Linked DNA regions of Homo sapiens: region 1 is linked to region 2. The links are chromatin loops, found by intact Hi-C in ENCODE. Cell type or tissue: PC-3. All regions are shown on one strand. Links, peaks and the distances in the headings refer to the core of each region. The heading gives the core; the rest is flanking DNA.

Region 1 (4,403 bases), core at 227-4,226, 95 kb before region 2:
GATATCTACATAGACCCTTTTATCATCAGGACTTTGGAATACACTTTTTCCAAAACTTTTCATGTGCTAAGGACTTTCATTAAGTCAGTCTAACTGGTCTGGAAGTATCTGCCCTGAATTTTCTCTCCAATATCTTATCTAACAACTCTCTCTAAAATATTTTTAATTATTTATTCTCAAACAAAAGGGCAAGTAATCAGAACTGATTTTGACAAAGAGCCTATTAATATGCTTTTATTCTTTTTTATTTTTCTTTAAACACAGTAACTATTTTCCCAGGATTTTTCTTTTATCCTAGGAGACTTTTGACAAAAATGAGAAATCTCTAATATTGAGGCAGTCCACCTAACCTCTTTTCTAATACAACTAGACACATGGCATTTTCGTGCTTATAAAATTTGAAACTCAGTTTTTAAAACCTGAGTTATACACTTACAAACTGACAAAAAATCATTCATTTCCTTCAGGACTGACTGGTGTACCTGCTCTTTAGAGAGACTTTGGAAAATTTAAAGTATTTGTATCCTGGCTTCTGTCTTTCTTCCAAAAAGCTGAATGTTATGGTTACAAGGTATTGGTTGAGTAAGTAGCCTTTAGTGGCTCCAGATTTTCTTTCGTAAACTCTTACATGCAAAAAGTCAGCAGTGTGACGTACTTTAATGAAGAGGAATGTGCTGTTTATTCTCTTTTCAAGTTTGCCTGGCAGATAGTATCACTCTCCTCTCTCACAAGGCTGACTTTTCAGATTGTTCACTTTTACAGGAGATTCAACAAACAAAGCATATAGGCAATAAGATGTCTATCAGAAGAAGTTTGTCTGATCCTCCATCTGCTCCAATCTCTACTTGTTGATTTACAATTGTTCTCAACTACTTTCAGACTAGCTTTCCAAACATTCACAGTAATTCTAGGAGCTAGGGGTTGAGATTGAATGTGAGGTATCTCACATAGCAAAGAATACCCAGTAGGAGTTAAAGATGTTAAAACCCATTCAAATAAGAATTAGACTTACAGAGATTTATTCTTTCCACCAGACAAAATTCATTTGCATTGTCATAAACAGGAATCATCTGCATTGCTATGGACCTCCGAAGACTCATTTAATTAAGTCATCAAATAAACTATCTGAGAGAAAACTGCTGATAGAGATAACTTTAGACTTAAGGCCCCATAAGTCCTAAAATATCCCATTTACTAGTCTGCAAAGTGCTAGAGATTTTTATACTGAGATTATGTTTTTTAATATAGTTATTATTAATATCTCCAGAATGTTCTTGCTAAAAAGCACCACTGTCAGGAAGAATAGAATATATTATTAGCATAGATGAGTTTATGGAATTTTTATAGAGAATAAATTCTGACAGAGCGTGACCTGGCCAGCCTAATTATCCAAAAAACTTTTTTGACAAGAGCAAATATTAAAAAGCCTTATTCCTGTCTATACTCATTTATTTGCACAAACACTAGAGCTTTACTGTGACTAGCACAGCTATAGTCAAAAATTTGGTATAAACCAGCCACGCCTGGCATAGACCCTGAAATAGTTATGGATATTATACTTAGACCAACTTTATTTCCACATGAGATTTGAGGTAGTCCACACACACACACACACACATACACACACAAATGTAAGCTAAAGAAGTCCATAATTTAGAAATAAAAAACTATCAAAAACCTTAAGAAAATAAAAAAATCCAGAGCTATATCTTTTCTATGAATGATGTAATTGGTTACAAGCTGCCTAACTTATATGTTGTTGGTATGTCATTTTTTAGTACTAAAAAAACAAACAAAATCTTAAGATTTCATCAGGAAAGAAAGTCTTCATGGGTTCTATGTTATGGAAAATTTTTCAAACGGAATATACTCAGGAGACATTGACTAATATAAGGGCCAAATCCTAAACAAGCTAAAAGCAACTGCAGAATGATAGCTTATATGACGGCATTATATATAGATCCCTGAAATTATGTTTTTCCAATATTTGTAAAAGAACAATTCCCACGAACAACTATCAACATTCTGAATGAAGAGATAAATTGGATAACCATATACATGTACCTACTCCACCCCCTAAAAAAAGATAAGTGTGTACACTCTCATGGAAATTTTTTAAATCATACTTTTAAAATGAAAAACATTTTGAAGTACATTTTGAGTAAGTGCAAATTTTATCTGAGTCCTCTTTTGCAACAGCTTGACTTCAAGTTCATCCTCCACTCCGTAATCAATGTATGTTTTTCGACTTGGTATATGCAATGATAAATATCAATGTCATTGGTTTAAGAATTCATATCCTATTACTTAGCATGACTAAGTTGTCAGAACAGCTTTCATTTAAAGAAAGAAAACTGTAATCTGTTTGACTAGCCTGCATTAAATATAAAATATAAAAAGAAGAATGATACCAGAGGAAAGAGTTGGCAGGCTGCTCATGGCAGTGACTCACTAGGCAATGCTGCTGAAAACGAGGTAAACACACATTTCCTTGCAATATCCACTTCACAATAAAATGATATTTGCTCTTTTCCTCTCAAGTTCGTATGTATTCTGATTTTGGATAAAATTATTAGATTTATGTATTTCATATTAGGAGACTCACACTTTCGGCTTTAGGCTACAGAGGTTCATATTTTGTCCAGTCACCTTAAGTAGACTTGAACCAACGTCATTTACCTATCTCCTTATAGACATTCATTGCAATCCTTGGTTATAACAGGATATTATTCAAATTCTTTTGAGCTAAAACAGAAAAGTTCAATGAAAATCAGAATTTGTCTTCATGGTATTTTATGGACTTTAATTTCCTTTCAATTCAGGTTTTAAAAAATCATAAAACTTTAATCCAGTTCATGTAACTGTGTTCATTGCTATAAAACATGGTTTTAGCCTCTTCATTACTAGACTCTTTATTGCAAATATAAGTGGAAAAATGCAACTTAAATGCTTATATATGTTCATATAACAGGTATTCATATAATTCATATAATCATGCCCTTGAACAACTAAAATGTAAACTGGTTAAAATCATAGGGTTCAAAGAGGGGACACAAGTCCTATGGGCAGATGTCTGCTACTTCAGTGCTTCAAAAGACTATATCAAACGTGAGTTAGTGCCTGAGAAGTGCAAACCTCTGAGGAAAATCCTGGCTCCACCTGTAGGCTCCACTTCTACTCAAGCACAGCAGAAATTGATTCTCCGGTGGATCACAACTAAAAGTTTAAATTTGGCATCCACTCAATACGGCTGTCCTTGAAATCAACACAAAATACCTGCTCTGCCAAAATCAGAAAAAGACTTCAATTCCATCTAGCATTAGGTAAAGGTTCCAAATACTTGAGTTGAGAGTTGAGAAAGAATCTAGGAGACACCTAAGTCTGGCATGTTCTTCCTTAGGAGCCCTCTTGCCTTCAACACCAACACTCTGGTTGCCTACTTACTGCTGGGTCTCTTTAATTTGATTCAAGCATCCACCCTAAATTCCAGGCATCCAGTCCCACTGGAATGCACCACAAGCAATGTCAGTCTCTGTCCTCAGTGTTGATGAAGGAAAAACATCACTTCCCACAAATCCCGATCTGATTTTAAATTTTCCCTAGTCCCCTGTTTTGAACATGCGTGCGCGTGCACACATACACACACACACACACATACTCATTTCTTCCTTCAGGTGACTCATACTGAGGCAATAGAGAGGTGTGGAGAACCCTGGAAGGACCATCTCTCAGCATTAACCCCATCGGCAGGATTAACCCCATCATGCTTCCACTGGCAGCTCTGGTCAGCAGGTCGGCAGTAGCAGCCCTTGAGGTTAGCACCAGGGCTTGGTGGTTTCTTCCAGCTGTTCTGAGGAAGAGTGTCAGCAGTCGTCTCGCTGCAGCAGTTCTTGTTAATACACAGGGTTTTCCATGCGTGCCCTGGTTCCTCAGCTGTCTCCTCAAGTACTACATCAACATCATTATTACTGAGAACTCACAGTGCAGTATCTGTCCCAGTGGGAATTACAGTGGTGCATGTCTCTTCTGGTGAAAGAATCTATTTAAGATGCAATTTATACTCGGGTTGCTGTATCAGGACACTTCCCAAAATTTCCAGAAAAATTCCACTGATGGCAGAGGAAAGAGGATGTGTGACCTCCAAGGATTTGAGGTTTAACGTGAAGTTGCATAGATTTAGGAAATTTTGCAAGCACAATTTTTTTGATGTCTCATATTTCAGCTTAAAAATCCAAGTAATTTTTGAAATTTATTTTCTAATATATTTATATTTATCTTAGTAAAAAATGCTTTTCTCCTCAACCCAACCCTTCAATCTTTTAGTCCAAAAATAGGTGTCCTATTTATCTTTTGTCTTGCCTACCCATTGTTGTATTTCACTCCAGGATGATGATGATGATGAT
Region 2 (4,403 bases), core at 273-4,272:
AAGGGACCTGAGAGCATGTGTGAGAAGGGAGGGGTGTGGTGCTGAATGGTTATAATAACTTTCTAAGAGGATTTGGGGTTTTTATAATGAGATTTAAAAAAAAAAAAAAAAAAAAAAGAAGAAGGAAAAAAGGAGCATGCATTTTGGAGTAAAGCCCAAACCAGGAGTAAAGAGCTCTAGCAAACTTATATTTGGGTCTTTGTCCACCAGGCAGTGTGTTAATCCTCCTTTCCTTCAGAATATAAGGCTCCTTCTCTTCAAATTTCACTCAGGGTTCAAGTCAAGCCCATGCTACAGAGTGCATGTTCTCTCTCGTTTCCCAGTGCCATTCTACTGAGTTCACACTTCCTCCCATACTTAAGTAGCCAACAGGGCTATTGTCCCTTCCTGGTAGTCCCAGAAACCAGAAAAAAATCACGCCAAGCTGAAGGCCTGTCACCTGTCCCTCCCGGAACCAAAGCATTGGGCTGTATTTGCAACCCACACCCCTCTAGACCTCTTCAGATTCTACATGTGTCTATCATCACCACCATACTGGCCTCTTTCTACCTATATTGGTCCCATATTAGACCTATATTGTTGACCGACAGCTTATCTATTATATCAAGTACCTTGTCGATCAACTCAAGGTCAAAAACAGCCTCAGCAGTTACTTGTGATTTAATTCATACACAAAGTTTTGTTGCATGTCAACTAGGTGTCAGTTGCCATGACAGATTCTAGAAAGAGGACATAGCCCTGGTCTTGAAGGGGCACAGTCTGTTGAGGGAGACAGACAAATCTATCAGCATCTACCATGTCAAGGTGCTATAAGACATAGTAGTCACAGCCAAGATATACCCGAAGAGGTATCAGGTGACTCTGGAAGTAGGGAATGGAGACAAGAAAAGGGTTGTGGGAAGAGCATTTTGAGCAGAGCAAGCAACAAATGCAGAGGACCAAAGGCAAGAGAAGGCAGATCAAGTGTCAACACTCTATAAGTAGCACATGGGTAAAAAGAAAAAATATGAAATTCACATAGGCAGCTCTACTCAACAGACTTCAGGCCCTTAAAAAATGGAGAAACATGGCCGGGTGCAGTGGCTCATGCCTGTAATCCTAGCACTTTGGGAGGCCAAGGCAGGTGGATCGCCTGAGGTCAGGAGTTTGAGACCAGCCTGGCCAACATGATGAAACCCCGTTTCTACTGGAAATACAAAAATTGGCCAGGCGTGGTGGCGGGCGCCTATGATCCCAGCTACTCGGGAGGCTGAGGTATGAGAATCGCCTGAACCTTGGGGGGCAGAAGTTGCAGTGAGCTGAGATCGTGCCACTGCACTCCAGCCTGGGCAAAAGAGTGAAACTCCGTCTCAAAAAAAAAAATGTGTAGGAACATGATACAGTCAACCCAATGTCTCCCAAAATATAATTATTTGAAGCAAATACACACTTAGGGCCAGTATTATAACCTGTGACAATAGGGACGTAAGTAAAACAAAGGGCAGGAAATTTGCTCTATGTCTAACTAGAGTATGTGGGACCCTCCTGACAATTTTCTGTTGATTAGTGACAGAGTGATGTCAACCCAGACCATGATTTTAGGGTGAGACTATGGTGGGTCCAGAACAGAGGTGGGAAGAACAGATTCAATATACTATATTTCCTTCTATAGTCACACTTAGATTTAAGCCTAGAAAGGCTTAACTGTCTAAGAACATCAGATTAGACAGCTTGATTTTGTTGTGTTTGTGGGTCAGCAAAAGCCTCTCTCAAGCACCTGAGAGTTTGAAGATAAGAGAACATGGTGAGTCATCTGCAGGGCAGCACTTCCTCTTGTGCACTGGTTAAGAGAGTCCTGTCTGTTCACAAAAGAGGCACTGAGGGAGCCACCAGTTGGCATATGCAGCAGGAAGTCAGGAAGTCAACATAGTGTGGAAATTAAGAGAGGGACTTTACAACAACTCTGAATTAGCAGAAAATATTTATGATTGTCATGTCCTCAGCCGCCATGGTTATTGGGCCCTACTTGGACCACCTATGCAAGACTATAAGCCAGAGAGGGACAGACAGGACAAAGGAAAAATGCAAGCAGAAAGAAGCAAGGAATAAAAGAATTCAACTAATTCTCTTGGGTCAGACAAAAAAAAATCATAGCACTTACGGTTTTGACAGGACTGATTCTCAATTGCCAAGCATAAACCAATGTTTGCTTAGATTAATACACTCTAAGTAATTTACTTACCGGAATTCCTAGTCACTAGAAAACTTCTGAGCACACTTAAGTTTCAAATATACCTAGAGCAGATGCTGCCCTCCTGAGGACTGTAGTGATATTGCTGATTGTCTTGTAATAATTTTAAATAAATTTTGAAGATTACCCAGGTGTGTACCCATTTGCATCTATAAGTTAGTCCATATTGATTTATTCAGAAAAAACTTTTTTGCATAAATATATTTTAGTGTTTTTTCTGTAAAGAAAAATGTTTCCAGATTACTAATTGAAACCTGTCTCCATTAAGACTGTTTTTCCTGTCATGAATCATAAAATCCATTTTGTGAAATCTATTTCGTGAGTCATAACCAGATTTTTTTAAAAAAAGATATAAAATAAAACAGAAAAGAAGAAGTAGAAAACATTAGAAGGGGTCCCACAGACCCTTAACATGACCTGTGTGTACCAGGATATGGTCATCGTGAAGTATAAGAAATGTAAGACTTGACTGATGGGATCATGTGAATGCATGCCTTAGCTAGGAAGTGGCATGTGATCCTTTCCTCACTAGTATCTCGTTTGATTTGCTGGCCTGTGATAGTTAATTCAACCATCAACATAATGGAACAGTGTGGTAGGCAGGATTCTAAGGTGGCTCCCAAGATCACTGCCTCTTAGTGTGCACGCTTTGTGTAACTCCCTCCTAAGTGCAGGCTGAACGGGTGCATGTGATAGAATTTGACTCCCATGATTGGGTTACTAATCTGCTGACTTTTTGATCAACCAAAATGGAGAGTATCCCGGTGGGCCAAATCTAAACGAGTCAGATTTATTTTATTTTATTTTATTTTATTATTATTATTTTATTTATTTATTTATTTTTTGAGACGGAGTCTCACTCTCGCCCAGGCTGGAGTGCAGTGGGACGATCTCGGCTCACTGCACCCTCCACCTCCTGGGTTCAAGCGATTCTCCTGCCTCAGCCTCCTGAGTAGATGGGACTACATGTGCACGCCACCACGCCTGGCTAATTTTTGTATTTTTTTAGTAGAGACGGAGTTTCACCACGTTGGCCAGGATGGTCTCAATCTCTTGATCTCGTGATCCATCCGCCTCAGCCTCCCAAAGTGCTGAGATTACAGGCGTGAGCCACTGAGCCTGGCCACAAGTCAGATTTCTAAAAGGCCTGGGTCTCTCCAGAAAGTTGTGAAGCGTTAAGAGGGCACGAGGGCCCGGCGCGGGGGCTCACGCCTGGAATCCCAGCACTTTGGGAGGCCGAGGCGGGCGGATCACGAGGTCAGGAGATCAAGACCACGGTGAAAACCCGTCTCTACTAAAAATACAAAAAATTAGCCGGGCGTGGTGGGGGGCGCCTGTAGTCCCAGCTACTCGGGAGGCTGAGGCAGGAGAATGGCGTCAACCTGGGAGGCAGAGCTTGCAGTGAGCTGAGATCGCGCCACTGCACTCCAGCCTGGGGGACAGAGTGAGACTCCGTCTCAAAAAAAAAAAAAAAAAAAAAAAGAGGGCATTAGGAGAGGCCACGGGAAAAAGTACCGTTGGTGATTGTTAGGACCTGAGCTGGACGCTGGGCTGACCCCCCACAGAACAAGGGCCTCAGCCCCACAGGTCAAGGAACTGAATTCTGCCAACAATAGGAATGAACTTGGAAGACGACCCCCAGCTTCAAAAAGGAAGGCAGCTCATCTGACATTTTGATTTCAGCCTTGTGACTCAAAGTAGAAAACCCTGTCCAGCCCAAACTGGACTTTTGGCCCACAGACACTGTAAGATCATAAATTTGTTGTTCTAAGCCCCTAAATTTGTGGTAACTTGTTATGCAGCCATAGAAAACGAATGCAATTAATGTTCCACAATGTAATTTTGTATTTTACAATTAACCGTGAAACAAAATGCAGCATAACTTTATCCTCTGCAAAAACGCTGAGACTTTCCACTAGTTTGAGTGATGAACTTTCAATATTTCTGCAGGATGCCTCTTTCAACATTTGCTAAGTTCTTGACAACTGTTACTTTTTCATTATAATAGTTCAATTATCTTTCAAAATGACTTTGTTATTAGAAGGAAAAAGAAAAATGACATGCAAAATACAAAGGCATGATCAAGTTCAAGTTTAACTGCTGGATCTAAAAGAGCAAATAGTATATTAAGAAAAGTGTTGACTCTACTCATGAAACTTTTAATTCATTTGAG

The links. Peaks named below come from ENCODE experiments on the same cell type or tissue, not always from the same donor. Only the 100,000 strongest peaks of a DNase experiment are listed, where the experiment ranks them.
Region 1: a loop joins it to region 2, with 2.3 times the contacts of the local background. A loop is called at or near these places in 1 of 110 quality-filtered maps.

What each region holds. Positions count from the first base shown.
Region 1 is chr13:77,872,637-77,877,039 of GRCh38, reverse strand. All of the region lies in intron 6 of EDNRB-AS1 (EDNRB antisense RNA 1), which reads right to left. Among named protein-coding and RNA genes, the nearest start is that of EDNRB, 44 kb to the left of the region's middle. In PC-3, for the core only: no CTCF peak of the experiment used is centred there; no DNase peak of the experiment used is centred there; H3K27ac peaks cover 1,462 bases.
Region 2 is chr13:77,777,526-77,781,928 of GRCh38, reverse strand. No RefSeq gene overlaps it. Among named protein-coding and RNA genes, the nearest start is that of EDNRB-AS1, 39 kb to the left of the region's middle. In PC-3, for the core only: a CTCF peak has its summit at 2,282 (motif pointing left); a DNase peak (open chromatin) is centred at 2,268.